Regions from separate parts of the Mus musculus genome. Here region 1 is linked to region 2. Evidence: chromatin loops called from intact Hi-C (ENCODE). Cell type or tissue: left cerebral cortex. All regions are shown on one strand. Links, peaks and the distances in the headings refer to the core of each region. The heading gives the core; the rest is flanking DNA.

Region 1 (8,333 bases), core at 46-8,045, 52 kb before region 2:
CGCTGGTTCCAGTTTGCATAGCATCCGTTCATCTCCGTCGAGCAACTCTTGAGAGATCTAAAGGCCTTTTTGTGTTTTTATTTGGAGAACCTACACAGTCACAGCTCCCCTCTCAGAGTAGAGTGGGGTGGATTAGTGATGTGCCATCCCGCCCCAGAATACTCCTCCTTACTCTCAAATCCCGGATCCCAGGAGACTGTTGGGTTATGCTGATCCTGAATGACAATGCTTTAAAATACTTACTTTGAAATAATTCTTATATAAGGCTTTTCTTTGTCTTAGGAAATTTTCATCCAGAGCTTTGAGAAGTCAGGGTTCTGAAATCTGTATGTCATGATGCTGTGGTCTTGGTTTCAGACTCAGCAAGAATGATGGGTTTTGGTTATTTATTATATATATTTTTTTAATGATTTAGGTAGTACATTTGTATAGCCTGTATACCACTGAGTGTGTAGTGATTTGAGATTGTGGCTTGTTGTTCTTGGTGGTGTGTGTGTGATTGTATGTGTGGGTGTGTGCTTTAGTGTTTTTGAAGCAGGCTCTTGCTGTGTAGCACCAGTTGATCATAACCTCGTGGCCTTCAGCATTTCAGGCACATGCCACACTCCTGCTAGGACTGGTGAATTACTGTTTTCCTCTGTTATCTTCATGCCTTTATGGTCATGGCTATCACTAATAGTGTTGTGGGCCATGAGAATGACACCATAGCTGTTGCTGTGACCCAGGACTGTCTTCCAGGTATCATCTCATCCCACCTCTTTTTGGAAAGCCTGTGGTCCTCCTGTGTTTGTTGCAGGACTATTGCTTTCTAATGCACTCGTTTAGACGGAAAACTTGTAAGTCTTGTACAACTTCCTGGGTTGATCTGGTTCTCAAGAGTGCTGTTCTTCCAGCTCCTGTGAGAGTGGTGAGGGCACTAAGACTTGGTTCTGAGAGAGATCTCATCTTCAGTTTGTAGCTGTGTAATTTAACAATTGTTCTTCTTCTTCCGCCACATTCTGAAGACACACTCTATGTTATATTGTGAGGCAGATCAGAAGAAATAATGGAGGAACTGTCACCAGAAGGGTGGTCTTCTGGCCATTTAGAGCCAATAGAAATGCCTTCTCTATGTGAGAACTAAAAAAAATATTACAGAACTTGTCACCAAGTCCTATACATGCACTGTGTGTGTGAGCCACGAAGTATCCAACACTGCCAAATATCTAGCTCAAGATATTGCTGTCTGTGCCTTGCTACAACCATAATTTTTATTTGCTGTAAAATGACTACAGCTCTAAAAAATGTGATCAGAGAGCGAAGCCGTTAAATGGGTTATTAAGTATGCCTATCTCAATCTTACACTGAATCAAAAGACCATCCTATCCAAATATCCAAACCTTGTATAAAGCACTGCTGTTGCGTCTGTGTGTGCATATCATATTTCCTGATCAGGAGCCTAAGGAGTCCAGCATGCTGGGGAAAGACTTGTTTATAGAGCGCTATTAGGGAGATGCCAGATAAAGAAGATTTGGAAATTAATATGGCTACCTATGTGCGCCTTCCTCCCTCTGCTTTCTCTAGAATTGTCTTTGTCTCTGGTCTAGGAAAGTGTTAGGCAGATATGGACAGAATGCTGCCTCTTTGCTTACTAATTAGGTCAGAAAATAAGAATAAATATATTTCTGCTTCTTCATAGGCAGGTGAAAATTCTCTTTCTAAGAAACACCAGGAAGGGTGGTGCCCACTGTCTGGTCACCAGGCGTCAAGTGTGTCACCGTCTAGTTTGCCATCATGGGCTACTATTTCTACAGGCTCCTTGGAGGGCCAAAACACTTCTTAGACATTAATAGTCCTTTCATATTTTCCAGAAGTTGTATGAATTAACAATAAGCTGGAAACAATCCCACTTTTAACCGGCAGAGATGCACAGAATGGAACTTCATCCAGCCCTCGCTCTTGTGTGAGGAGGGATTTACTGGACAGTGTAAATTCATCAAACTGGGTTGTCTGATATTGTCATCAGGTGTTGTGAGATATTGAAATTCAGAGACTCGTGTCTGAGATAAAGTATCTCTTCTCATAATTGGATGTTACTAGCAGCAGGCTCCAGACTTTGAATGTACCAGATGCCATGAAAGTTTATGATTGTCTTTCTGAGTGTCTTTAAGATTGTTTTGCTAGATCCCAGTGGGAAATGCATCTCCAAGCCCACAAGGCTGCTTCTCTGTTACACAGCAGGGCCAGGCTCTTCCCCATCTGTCTCAAACATAGATTTCAGCCTGAAATTGAGAAGAACGTGTGCCGTGTTAAGTCATTAACAACTGTTTCAAAACAGTCTGATTTCTAACAGTTGGTGCATGTGGAGACACCTAATTAAAATAATTCCAGTCTCGTTAATAAGATAAGTGTGTTTTCTAGTTGCCATGGGATTATCACTATCGGATACAAAGGGTTTGAGGCTTAGCTGAGCAAATGAAGCTTATATTTCAGCCCCTTTATTAACTTCATTATGATTTAAAGAGTTAAATCCTCTTTTCCCATTACATTTTCATTTTAGTGAACAGAAATGGGGGCTGGGAAGATGGTCCCCACAGCAGTGTGAGCAGCAGTCATGGCACCTCTGAACCCAGGAGACTGAGCTGCCATAGACGTCACAGAGAAGGAACACATAGGTGCAGTGGACTGTTAGCCTCTGATAGTCACTGACACTGTCTTGTCCATAAGACTTTGAGTTGAAGAGTCCAGAGTACATTAGAGTGCATTGTCTGTGTCCTTGTTCTCCATACCTTCTTAGCCATCAACGTGCTGGTGCTGTGAAGGTGCCTCTCTCTGCTGCTGCTCCTCTGTGGTTCCAGTGCTGCCGTGGCTCCATTGTTGCAGTGCTGCAGCCCCAGTGTTGCAGTGCTGCAGCCCCAGTGTTACAGTGCTGTGGCTCCAGTGTTGCAGTGCTGTGGCTCCAGTGTTGCAGTGCTGTGGGCCCAGTGTTGTAGTGCTGTGGCTCTAGTGTTGCAGTGCTGCAGCCCCAGTGTTGCAGTGCTGTGGCTCCAGTGTTACAGTGCTGTAGCCCCAGTGTTGCAGTGCTGTGGCTCCAGTGTTGCAGTGTTATGGCTCCAGCATTGCAGTGTTATAGCTCCAGCATTATAGTGCTGCAGCTCCATTGTTGCAGTGCTGCAGCTCCAGTGTTACAGTGCTGTGGCTCCAGTGTTGAAGTGCTGTGGCCCCAGTGTTGCAGGGCTGAGATTCCAGTGTTGCAGTGCTGCAGCCCCAGTGTTACAGTGCTGTGGCCCCAGTGTTTCAGGGCTGAGATTCCAGTGTTGCAGTGCTGTGGCTCCAGTGTTGCAGTGCTGTGGGCCCAGTGTTTCAGGGCTGAGATTCCAGTATTTCAGTGCTGTGGGCCCAGTGTTTCAGGGCTGAGATTCCAGTGTTGCAGTGCTGTGGCCCCAGTGTTGCAGGGCTGAGATTCCAGTGTTGCAGTGTTGTGGCTCCAGCATTGCAGTGTTATGGCTCCAGCATTGCAGTGTTATAGCTCCAGCATTATAGTGCTGCAGCTCCAGTGTTGCAGTGTTGTGGCTCCAGTGTTGCAGGGCTGAGATTCCAGTGTTGCAGTGCTGTGGCTCCAGTGTTTCAGGGCTGAGATTCCAGTGTTGCAGTGCTGTGGCTCCAGTGTTTCAGGGCTGAGATTCCAGTGTTGCAGTGCTGTGGCTCCAGTGTTGCAGTGCTGTGGCCCCAGTGTTGCAGGGCTGAGATTCCAGTGTTGCAGTGTTGTGGCTCCAGTGTTGCAGGGCTGAGATTCCAGTGTTGCAGTGCTGTATCCCCAGTGTTGCAGTGCTGTGGCTTCAGCACTGCAGTGCTATGGCTCGAGTGTTGCTGTGGCTCCAGAATTGCAGTACTGCGGCTCCATGATGTTTGTTCAGTAAATAGCAAAGGTAAAATAACCTACATATTCCCTCCCACACACTTTACTCTCTTTGATGTGATCACTTCAGAATCTCAACAAAGGACCCACAGGGGCCAGAGAAATGGGCCAGCAGCCAGTGTGCTTGCCACCAAGCTGATGACTTGAGGTGACTCTTGAAAATTGTCCTCTGACCTTCATGTGCATATTGTAGCTCCCCAATAAATAGAAAGGAAAGAAGGGGCCCAAAACCTGTAACTGTGCATATGGGGACGCTTATTCTAAAATCTGAAGAACATTAAGTCAGATCATTTTGAAAAAGTTCCTCATGCTGAACTGCATATGAGAATTAAGAGTGTTATGACACGAAAGCCTTCTTTAGGGAACTCTGAACAAAGGCAGACTTCTTTCTTAGCTGCTCAGTGCTGGAGCTATTTACTCAAGTATGTCTTGAGAACACACACTGTTAAATGCAAAACTGCTACACATACAGAAAAACCATACATTTCAGCAGATTCTGGAAAACAAAACTTTCTGTCACATTCCACTTCTGTCGGACATTGGCCACTCCCAGGCCTGTGGGACTGGATCAGTTTCCTGCCACTGCTGTTAGGCACCTTCTGTATCCTTCATGCTTGTTACCCACACCATTTCCCCAGAGTTCATGCCCTTAAAACTACAATTGTCTCCTGCCCTCAGCCTGAGTAGGCTTTGACACCTAAGGGCAGAGTTACTGTTTGAATAATATGTCACGTGGATGAACTGGGGTGGGGAGAGGAGAGGGGGAGAGGGAGAAAGGGAGAGCTGGCGGGTTGGAGGAAGGAGGAAGGAAGCTGGAGGCAGGTGCTACAAGGCAGGTGAGGGAGCTGGCGCCATGGGAGGCAACACCTGTACGGCATAGCTGAAGTCCATATTTGCTGCCCTCCCCATGTCCTTATTGCATGTTCCATCAGGAGGAGAATGAACACATCTGATGTTCTAACTTCCTGACAAATGAGGAGGTTCCTTCGTTGGTATTGAGCGTCTTCTTCTCCTGGATCCTGTCATTTGACAAGCAAACGTACCCCAAGCCAAGCTGCACATTTGAAAATGGGAGCTTGTTACTCAAGCGCCTGGGACAAGCGGTTCTTAAGAGAAACATCTCAATTCATTGTCTCTGTTAACTTTCCTGCTTCACCGACATCCTCTCACCGGCAGTGAATGGCTGCAGAGATGGTGTTCAGGAGGGAATCCTAAGCCATGGCTGCTTTGGACCACACAAAACTACTTACCTGTGATGACAAGGAGGCCACTAAAACTGCCTTCTACCTGTCCCATGTATGTGAGCAGACTGAATGAGGGCTTTTCAGGCAGCATACTCTTTATAGCCAAGAGACAGCTATAACCCAACACCAGGTGTGTTGGGAGCCAAGGATCCTGAAGGCACTATTGGCCTTCACAGACGCACCTGGCTCAGGTAGCATCTATTTAGTTTATTATTATTAATTAATACTTTTAATGTATTTACATGTGTATGTGTGGTATATGTGTGTGTACCATGGGCATGCATGAGCCTGAGGGCGTGAGAAGAGGGCTCTGGGTGCTCAGGAGCCAGAGTGACAGGCAGCTGCAGGTTGCCTTGTGAGCACTGGGAACTGTATCCAGGTCCTCAGTGATAACAGTAAGCACTCCTACCCATCGAGCCACCGCCGCAGGCCCTGTTTTAGGGCCCAAAGCAGTGAAGGACTTGAGCAAATGTCAGCAAAGCTTTGAATCTAGAACTCAGACTTGTAACAAACAAGGGAACAGCTGACACCAAATAAGCTGAACGTTCAAAGTGGAGTGCACCTGCCTGTTCTAAAGCCAGGCCACCTCATGGGCACTGACATCACCAGGATTGTGGGGTATGGGACGTGTGGCGGGACAGTACTCTCCTTGTGTGTGGTCTAGATCCCAGCACCAGTCTCAGAGTATGGAATAGTGTTCTGTTCCTTCCAATGAACTTGGCAAGAGGCAGCCAGGGTTTCTGTGTCTCATTTGCTTAATGGCATCCCCCAGGAACTTGAGGAGCATGTTGTCTGCAGTTTGAACATGGGTGCCCCTTAGGTGAAGTTGTCCTTTTGAAACTGTGAAGTTGTGTAAAAGTCATTTGTGGATCTTATTTCAGTGCTAGCTTTATAGTTAGACCCCATGGTATGTGGAGTCTTGGCTGTCCGAGCCAAATTGCAAGTAAAACTTTTCAGATTCTTATTTGTTTTCATGGACGTTCCCAGCAGAGGCACGGGCAAGCCCAGCTAGTGTTCAGGGACTGCTAAACGCTGGGCACTGCCCCAGAGCCATCTCACCTAACAGGATGACAATACCGAGAAGTTCAGAATAGCTGTTTTACAGGGAGGAGACCGAGTCTGAGACTTGCTTAGTAACTGTTACTACATTGTGATCTGGGCTTTGAACTTGAGTCTCTTTATGTCAGATGCACTACACAGGTCTGTACATTTGAGCTTAAAAATGAGGAAGGATTATAGACACATCTAAAGGGACGCTTCGGGAATTTCAAAACACTCAAATGCATAGAATCTCAGAAAGCTGTGCTTGGGAGGTGACTCAGGGAAAGGACAGGTTCTGGGCTCCTTCAGAGGACCAGGATTCAGTCTCCAGCACTCTCGTCAGGTGGATCAAAACTGTGATTCCAGCTCCCCAGTCACACGCAGCTACACATAATTAAAATAAAAAAGTAAAACATTTCTAAAAATCTCAGAAAGCAGAGCTTCCAGTGCTTGTTATCAAAGGTCACCAACCGACAGCATGTGACACCCGGGTTGAATTTAGAAGCCAGTCACTGAACTGGACTGCAGGATAACTAGGCAGAGCATTAGAGTTTTAATAGGCCTCAGCATTGTTTGTATGTTCTTAACAAGCTGGGTTTCTCACAGACCCTTGTCTCATGTCGCTGCCTTAGATATCATTTGGAGTAGACAGCAGGAACCTTTCTCCTCTGTGTGTCTGTCACCACTTCTGGAAACTGGAATTCTGTGGAAGGAACCTGCCAGTCACAGGCTTTCTCTGGGTGTGGGGGCCCGATGGGGTGAGCTGTGCACACTGCTCTTTCTGCCCCAGCAGCTGCCTGGGTGTGCCATATGGAAAGGAAATGATGCTGAAGTCAGACATGAATTTTGTACTAAGGGTAGGTGGCCTTGAGCAAGAAGCTGACATCAGGAGATCTTGGCTTTTATCTGAGAACAGCATAAAAGTGTCTTATAAGTGTAGTGACAGTGAATTAAGTTTACAGCTCTTTCCCAACAGATTGGTGCTTAGATTTCCCATAATGGATCCGTAATGGATTAGGTGTGTGTTCTGCTGCTATTCTAACAGCTTATATGTTTTTGCTTTGTTTTGCTTGTGAGATCAGGTCTCACATAGCCTGGGCTGGCTTTGAACTCACCCTATAGCTGGGGAAGACCTTGAACCTGCCTCCACATCTCAAGTGCTAGGCTTACAGGTATGCTCTACCATGTCTGGATTGTGTGTGTGTGTGTGTGTGTGTGTGTGTGTGTGAGAGAGAGAGAGAGAGAGAGAGAGAGAGAGAGAGAGAGAGAGAGATCAGGCCTAGTGTCAAGCACCTTTACTTGCTGAGCCATTTCACGGGCTCTTCTAGCCTATCTATGTCACCTGGACATAAGCTAGACTCATCCAAGAGTAGGGAACCTCAGTTATGAAAATGCTTTCTTAAGATTGGGCTGTAGGCAAGTATGTAGAACATTTTATTAATTACTGATTGATGTTGGAGGGCCCACCCCATTGTGGGTGGGATTACCTGTTAGCTGGTGGTCCTGGGGTCTATAACAAAGCAGGCTGAGCAAGCTATGGGGAGCAAGCCAGTAAGCAGCACCCCTCCATGGCCTCTGCATCAGCTCCTGCCTCCAGGCTCCTACCCTGCTAGAGTTCCTGCTCTCAGTGTTTCTGATGATGAGCTGTTCCATGGAACTGTGAGGAAACTAAACCCCTTTTCTCCCCGAGTTGCTTTTGGTTGTGGTGTTACATCATAGCCACAGTGACCACAACTAAGACACTGTCCCTAATGGTCCATGTTTTAGCGAATGGTTCTGACCTTCACTAGGAAGTATTAGCTCATGGAGAATGAAATTTGACTGGGGTAATAGAATAAGTTCATTGCATTCTCGTCCCCATTCCCAAAAAAGGGTTGCTCAGACTTACTATGCAAATAGGCTCACCTTAAATTCACAGTGATCCTCCTGCTTTGGCCCGTGCCTCCCAGGTGCTGGGATTACGAGCGTGGGCCACCACATCTGGCTTCTCTCCCTTCATAGGTGCCAGTTACTTGGTTGACAGGCATCCTGGCTTGGCCATGTTTCTTGGTCTTGGTGCCTTCCACAGAGGGGTTTGAACTAACCTGGTGAGGGAGGGAGGGAAGTGTCTCGCCTCACTAACCTTCCTTTAGTTGAGTCTGAGAACTTTG
Region 2 (8,333 bases), core at 5-8,004:
GTGACCAGGGTCTGAGACCCCCTTTTGCTTTTATTACAAAGTATATTTATAGTTGTTCCTTTTGTATGATTAAAAAAAGAAAAGAAAAGAAAGAAAAGAAAATCCAGACTGCTTGGAATAAGCAAAAGAAAATGTAAGTGATTTTCAAATAGACCAAATTGTCTTTTGTACTTAGAGTCTCTTCATGTCTGCTTGTGCTAGCCCTGCTTATTGCATATAAATATTTCTCAGGGAAGGACCCTTTCTGATCTCTGGTCTCCTTGGCGAATGAAATCAGGGCAAGCTTTTGAATTCAAATGCATGTGTTTTTACATTTAAACTGCTATAGGAAGAGCCATCCATAGTTCATAAGGGTAGACTCTTGTGGTGAAATTAGAGGCTATTAGAACTATTGGTCTTATTTCCAACTGAATTAGTTAACTGCCTGTTAAGGTTCAGAGCCTATTGACCACTAGGCATTTATTACCTTAGCCATAATGACACAATGATTTCCATTAACTTCCAGAGTTTATGGAAATAAAAAAGATCTCGCAAAGAAAGTGGTTGCATTTAATTATGAGGATTAATTAGGCATTTAAATGTGGGTGTAAAGTATGTTTTAAAAACAAGTATTTCTTTTTCATTGCTGTGAGCCAGTGCACTGAAGGTACGAAGAGCATGTGTCTCCTGAAAAAGCCCTGGGTCTCCTGCTTCACTGTCACTTGGGCTGAAATTGCTGATCCATGCTTCCAGAGGCCACTTATCTGCCAGTGTCACATGGTGTGCGATCATTTAACATTTTCCATTAGTCATAACCAGGATTGTGCTGGGAAGGAACCACCAGCCGGCTGCTATCTGTATCTAGTCTACTATATTAGAATATTAAATATACTCTTCTGAGAGCTTCAGAAAGCCACTTGACTTTTTTCCTCAAAGACTTTGAAAGTGAGACACTCCGAACCCACACTCTAGCACATCCGTATTCGTATTTAATTATGGCCACAGCTTTATAATTAACACGGATTCCTTCATGAGCTATCAATTAAACTAGAGGGCTTGTGCATTAGCTTTGAACTTGCAGTGTTGTGGTAAAAATGTCTGTTTGGAGCTGAGTTAAAAGAACTTTTTAAAAAATTAATGCATCCTGAAAGGATGTAGAGAAGATGACAGATTATGAAGTGGAACCTACTTTTTAAGCATCCGGGATTCTATTACATTAAAAATTGATGTGTGGGCTCTGAATATTCATCTCTAGGAGCGTTTGAAATGATGCTGGCGAATCAGAACTACCTCTCTTCAGAAGATTCATTTGCAAGTGTCAACCTGCATTCATTTCAAACAGCTTGAAATGGGTTTCTTAATTTGTTTCAGAAGTATAGTTTCCAAAGTTGACGCAACTAAGTATCCTTTGCGTTTCCTCTCCCTAGTCAAGGTCCACTCCCTGGATGCCAGCGTGAGTGGGTAGTTTCTCCCGGTGGGGCGGTGCAGAGTTTTCAGGCTCGGGGCTTTATGGGTGAAGCAGCTGTGGATGATTCTTGTCTGTCCTGGTTAGGGAGCATGGGCAGCCACGGGAGAGATGGGAATGTGTATTTACTCACTCTGGATTTTGGGGTTTAAAGGATGGAGAACCGAGAGTTTGAAAGACCATGAGTGTAGGGTAAGGAACGTGGAATTGGTCAGAGTTGCACACATCCAGGGAAGGCTGAACAGAAGACGCACAGGCAAGAGGCCACTGCTTTTCACACGTCTACCCTGTCATTTAGTAACTGGGACACACAGAGCTGTGTAGGCCTTGTCTCTGTACTCCTGGGCTGTTGGGGTCACGGAATAGATTGCTTACATTTTCTGTTTGGAAAGTACAAGTCCTCTCCACTTGTAAACATGGTTTAAAGGCACAGAACTAAAGCTGTGGCCTCAGAGACAAGAGGCTCTGCATTTGAATCTTTTTATTCCTCACCCCCGACCCCGACCCCTGAAAGTTGCCTTGGGCTAGTCACCTCTGTCAGTGCTAGGCCCTCCTCCATTCAGTCCTTTTTCTTTTAAAGGAAGACAGAACAATTTACTTTATAGGGTTTTAAAAATTCAGTAAGATTACTTATGTGAAAGTGCTTTGTAACCTAATAAATGCAGGTTCTATTTCTTCTCCTTTCTGTAATATTGTAGTCATCTTCTCACTGTGACAAGCCATTGTGAACTGGCTGGAGAATCTAACTACCCTTTATGAATGGTGACCAGTCACTGGGAAAACTTTTAAACTATCTGAAACAACTGACTTCAGAATGGAGACCACCAATCTGAATTTACATTTGAGCCTGTTCTTAAGTTGCTCCCAGACAACTCTACGTCAGCACACGGCTTTTACACACATCCCCGATGGCTGTGAACTCCTGACTAAGCTCATTGATTCGTGCATGCCCTTGCAACCCTGAGTGCACTCTGAAGAGAGGGAATACAACACACCCTTAGGAAAGGCAGACTTGTTTCAGGAGAATACGCCCAGGGTATTTTTTCATTAAAAATAAATGAGTTTGATTCTGTCACTTCAGATTTTTCAAATCCTGAAAGTGCTGTTTTGACATGTTTTATGGAAAGAGGGCTTCATTGCGGGAGCGAATGAAGTCAGCACTTGGCGAGCTCTGGAAAAGGTGTGTGCAGGCTGCACCGCTGCGTGAAAATGACCTGTCACGTAGCACACCAAACCCAGGCCTGCTTAGCCAGTGAGCTACTGGCTCGCGTGGCCAGTGCTCCAACGTCAGCAAGTCCTGGGGTGCTAATCAAATCATGCAGCTTTGCCTGTTTTATGGCCATTTTTAAAAATACAGCAAATCCTAGGATATTGGTGCCGCCACAGCAACAGAAACCTCAAGCAAGACTTCTGAACATTTCTCAATCAAAATAGCTAACTTTCCCACTATTAGAGCCTGCCATGCTGTTCTGACAGCCCCCCCCCTTAAATAATGAGTTTGCTCCACCCCTGCTATCTCCTTACTGGAGCTGCTGTCATAACTTCACAAGAATAACCCCACCAACAGCGTGAAGCATATTCTCAGCAGACTGAACTGCACTGACCTCAGTAACGCTGTTTAAAAATGGCCAAAATTGTCCAGGGACACGAAGCTTGGTGTTTGGCATCATCTCTCAATATTAAATATGACATTTTAGGTTAGAACGAGACTTTTAACTTGTCCTGCTCCTGAGACCGCGGGATGTTATCTGCTCTGCTACAGTAAAACCTTCTATAAGCAGGTTTGTCCTCGGTTGGTCCACTTAGCTAGGACAGTCCCAGACGTAACTCCCCAAGAAAACAGAATGAAGAAGGTGGAGAACCCGCATCCAAATCAGGGGTGCACGTGGAGCAGAGCTGCTCATGAGAACACCTGTCCTGTAGAGGCAGCCCATGGCCTTCAACCCCTCTGGGCTCCCTTCTTATATACTAGAAACAGTTGTTTTGTGACTCACAGGGGAGGGTGTGACTGACAGAACGTCATCACATCCAGGGTGGCTTAAAGATCTAGTTTTTAAAAATTGTGTGTGTGTGTGTGCACGCGCACATGTGTTTGTCCTGTCCCTGTCCCCTGCAGCTGGAGGTTGTAAGCTATGTGACATGGTTCTGGGAACCAGATTTTAGAGAGCAGCAAGTTCTCCTCATGAGGAACCATCCCTCCAGCCCCAGTTGCAGGCAGGAAAGTTTAAAGTTTGCAGAGTCCGCGGTATATACCAGCAGAGCAGCGAATGCGTATGCATCCCCACGCTTGCTGGCATCAAGTCCCGGCTATAGGGTTCTGTGCCTTTCTTACTGTGCTCCACAATGTGTGTATGTTGAGCACGTAGTACAGTTTGTGGGAGCCATGGTGGAGCCCTGGAGCCTCTGGAAGCGGAGTTACAAATGGTTGTGTGCCAACAGGTGGATGCTGGGAATCAAACATTGTCCCACTGCAAGAGCAGCTAGAGCCATTGCTCTAGCCCCTGAACGCATTTCTTTACCTCTATGAATGGTCTGTGTGGTGGTTTGACCAGGAATGGCCTCTATAGACTCATGTGTTTGAGTGCTTGGCCTTAGGGAGTGGTGCTATTAGGAGATGTGTCCTTACTGGAGGAGATGTGGCCTTGTTGGAGGAAGTGTGTCACTGGTGGGCTTTGAGGCCTCCTATACTTAGTCTCCAGCCTATGTGCAATCAGCCTCCTAGGTGCCTACAAAAGACAGTCTCCTCCTTGGCTGCCTTTGGATCAAGATGTAGAATTCTCAGCTGCTCTAGCACTCTATCTGCCTGGATGCTGCCAGCTTCCTGCCATGACAGTAATAGACTAAACTTCTGAACCTGTAAGCCAGCCCCAGTTAAATGTTGTCCTTATAAGAGTTGTCTTGATCATGGTGTCTCTTCACAGCAATGGAAACCTAACTAAGACAGTCTGTTAGTTTCTGTTTGGGTGTTCATTTCCTTCTTGGCTCTCTAGCGATGGCACTGGTAGGCAGACTATATCCTTGTCTGTCTTTGTCTTGTCAGTCTTCCTTGGCATGCTGCCTCAGAGCTGTCCTGGTTTGAAGAGACACTCAGAGGAGTACTAGCTAGTGGAGAGATCTTGTTAATAACACACAGCGGTTCTACTCACTGTTAGTGTTTGGACCACTACGTGTATGCTTCCTAATTACAGGAGATGGCACTGAATTGCAGGCTCTGCCCATTCGCTGCTTCAGAACCGGGGCAGACACCAAGGGGGATTGTCTTTCTTCCCTCTAATTAAAACAAACAATAATTATTATTAATGATAATTATGTTCTGTGACATTTCCGAAAATAGTGAGTCATCATACCCAAGCCGTTGCTCTGAGTAAAACTGCAGGGCTGGGTTCCCATGAGTCTCTGGTCTCATTAGTGGATCCGTACAAGATGTGGTTTTGTGGGTGTTTCTGGTACAGTATGTATTATGTATGTTGATTTGTTGGCATTGCACTTCTGGGCAGCGACTCTATGCCTGAAGCCTGAGTAAGCTTACCTAACCATGCCTGGCAGGCGCACTGCTGTGACACTCTTGTGTTCTTGCATTTAGGGACATACAATGGGCTTGTGCACCTGAGTCATGTCCCTTGTGGGAGTGCTGAGTTGGCTGGTTTGTCCTCTGCTGGTCTCTTGCCCTTCACAACTGACTCTAGAGCTATAAAGTTTAGTAATTAGGCAAATTCATGAACAAAATCTGTGAATAATGAGATTGACTGTGCAGAGTTCTATACATTCTCTTTTGCTTCTTTTCCTGTGTGTGTGTTGTTCTGTGCTCAGCACACATGTGTGTGCAGGCACATGTGTAGTCCCGGGTCCCTTCCTCCACCATTCTCCACCTTACTCTTTGAGTCTCTCAGGCAGACCCAGAGCGCATTCTGTTCTCTCTACGATCTCGCTCTGAACTGACCTCAGGGTCTCTTGTGTGCGTGACAAGAGCTTAACCTTTGAGCCAGCCCCTATGTGGTAATCCACTCTTAATCCTAAATCGTCTTGTGACTTCTGGTCTTTGAATACTGCACATCAATAAGAATGTAACATGCATCTCAACATCTGTTTATTCTAGCACAGCTCTTTTAAATCTTTTATACAAGGCGCATGTTGCCCTTCTGTATTCCTTTCATTGTATTGATGTTTGCACTGCTACCTGCCCAGTGCTTTCCAGTCAGTGTGTGTGTATGTGTATCAGTGTATCTGTGTGTGTAAACATATGTGTGTATGTAAATATGTATGTATATGTGTATATGTGTACTTATGTATGTATCAGTGTGTACATATGTATATATGTATGCATGTATGGATGCGTGTGTATGAGTGTATCTGTGTGTATACATATGTGTGTATGTATATGTGTGTGTATATATATATATATGTATCTGTGTATCTGTGTGTATGAGTGTGCCTGTGTGTCTGTACATATGTGTATGTGTATATGTATACGTGTGTATATGTACATAGGTACATATGTATGCATGTATGTGTATGAGTGAATCTCTGTGTGGGTATAAACATTTGTGTGTATGTATATATGTGTATGTATGTATATGTATGTATGTATGTGGGTATATGTGTCTATGTATATGGGTGTATATATGTGTATATATGTGTGTATGTATATATGTATGCATGCATTATGTGTGTATCAGTGTATCTGTGTGTATGTATATGTATGTACATATGTGTGTATGTGTGTGTGCATGTTTGTATATGCATGTATGTGTATGTTTGAGTATATGTGTTTGTACATATGTATGTATATACATGTATTTGTGTGTGCACATCTGCATTGCATGTACGCTACCTTTAGTTTTAACATGCATTAACATGTGTCAGAACATGCTCTAATACCCCAAACTGCCTCCCACCATTCTTCAGAAACACCCTTTCCTGACCATCACACCTTAACAATGGCAGATTGCTCTACTTTTGTCTTTTCCAAGCTATCCTAGAAGTAGAACTGTGTGGCCATTGGCCCCTGGAAAGGGGCCCCCTCCTCAGCTTTGACCTCTGGCTTTCAGCTGCTGTTGTGTACCCCAGTTTGTTTATTTTCTTTCTAAGTGCTGAGCCCTTGTTTAAACATTATGCATCCACCTCAATGCTTCTCAGCCCCTGGGTTGCGACACTTTTGGCAAACCTCTGTCTTCAAGAATATTTACATATGATTTGTAACAGTAGCAAAATAAGTTATGAAGCAGCAACGAAAGTAATATGGTTGGGGGTTAACACATCATAAGGACCTGTATTAAAGGATTGCAGCATTAGGAAGGCTAGGAACCCCTGATCAACCTCCCACATGCATGGGGATTGTTTGCAATTACAGGGAAATTAAGAAGAAGCCTGCTGTAAGCATCCACAGGCTTTGTGTGGATGGAAGTTATCATCTCCCTAGAAAAATTAGGAATGTACTGTCTGGATCTAATGTTAAATCTAAGATTTCGATAGATAAGAAACTGCCACCTCTTATTCCAGATTCTCCTGTTCCATATTTGCATACAAGAGTTCCAGTTGCTCTGGTTGTCACCAGCACTTAGTGTTGCTTCACTTTCCTTTTTCTTCTGTACCTCGTCCACGCACAGTGCACTTGCTGTGAAATATCCTTAGTGTAAGTGCAAGCCAAGTCATCTGGACAGGACAGGGCCCTGCACTCTTGAACTTACAGCAGCTGGGATTGCCTGCACAAGATCAAGGCAGTAAACATTGTAGCATAGAGTGGGGAGGGGTCAATGAGTTCCCACCCTCCCTGCTGAGTTACTGATGGTGAATGTCTGCAGGGAGTTGGTTTTTGGCTCCTGGCTGGTCAGCCACACTCCAAAGCAGCTCTTCTCAACCTGTGGACCCCTTTGGGAGTCAGATGACCCTTTCAGAGGAGTTGCCTTGGACCACCATCAAACACAGATATTTGCACTACAATTCATAACAGTAGTAAAATTAAAGATATGAAGTAGCAGTGAGAACGTATTTATGGTTGGGGGTCGCCACAACGTGAGGTATTTATTGTACTGAAGGGTCACAGTGTTAGGAAGGCCTAGAACTGCTGCTCCAGATGGTGGTTGTACCCCACAGTCTAGCAACAGCACAATTGGTTTAGGTGAATTCTTGAAAAGAAAGACTGACCCAGAGCCAGGAGGAGGGAGTGGAGGGTGGATCTGGGAGGAGGTATGGTAAGGAGTGTGATCAAATACCTGTGTGCACAAATGTAATTCTCAGAGAATTACTAAAAATATTTAATATGTTCTAATTAATATTCAAAGTGTTCTACCATAATAAAATCTTATTAATTGCTTTATGTTGTGCTGTGTTGTTTTTTAAACAAAGTGGTTTCTCTATGACACAGACATTGCGAGAGGATTGTGTAGGAGCAGGGTGGAAGGAGTATATTTATTATTCAGTTTTGCTGTGAACCCAAACTTGCTTCCGAAACCTTTATGGGGCTTGCTGGAGAGATGGCTCAGCAGATACAGGGGTTTGCTGCATAAGCCTGGCACCCTGGAACCCAAGTACAAGTGCGGGAAGAGAATTGGCGTGTCCTCTAACTGACATGCACACAAATATGTTTTGAAAGTTTACTAATTAAAAGTATTCTTTTTCTAAAATGTGAACTCTGCTATTTCATAAGTGTAGCTGTGCACATCTCCCTGGCACAGTACTGTGGACTGTCACGTGAAAGCTAAAAAGAGAGGAGAGGCAAGCCCTTGCGATATAATCATCTCTGCCCAAGGAGGCCGAAGTGCAGCTCTTGCATCCCACCTAGTCTGTAGCCGCTAATAGTCATTTTTATAGACCATTCTAGAAGGAGCTAATTTACATCGGCCTGGTAGCATCTAGGAGAGCTACACAGGGACACAGATTCCCAGGAGTC

Evidence for each region. Peaks named below come from ENCODE experiments on the same cell type or tissue, not always from the same donor. Only the 100,000 strongest peaks of a DNase experiment are listed, where the experiment ranks them.
Region 1: it touches region 2 in a loop (5-fold over the local background); 2 of 42 quality-filtered maps call a loop at or near these places.

Annotation. Positions count from the first base shown.
Region 1 is chr5:111,012,863-111,021,195 of GRCm38, forward strand. All of the region lies in intron 2 of Ttc28 (tetratricopeptide repeat domain 28), which reads left to right. Among named protein-coding and RNA genes, the nearest start is that of Mir701, 13 kb to the left of the region's middle. In left cerebral cortex, for the core only: no CTCF peak of the experiment used is centred there; no DNase peak of the experiment used is centred there.
Region 2 is chr5:111,065,212-111,073,544 of GRCm38, forward strand. All of the region lies in intron 2 of Ttc28 (tetratricopeptide repeat domain 28), which reads left to right. Among named protein-coding and RNA genes, the nearest start is that of Mir701, 65 kb to the left of the region's middle. In left cerebral cortex, for the core only: no CTCF peak of the experiment used is centred there; a DNase peak (open chromatin) is centred at 4,466.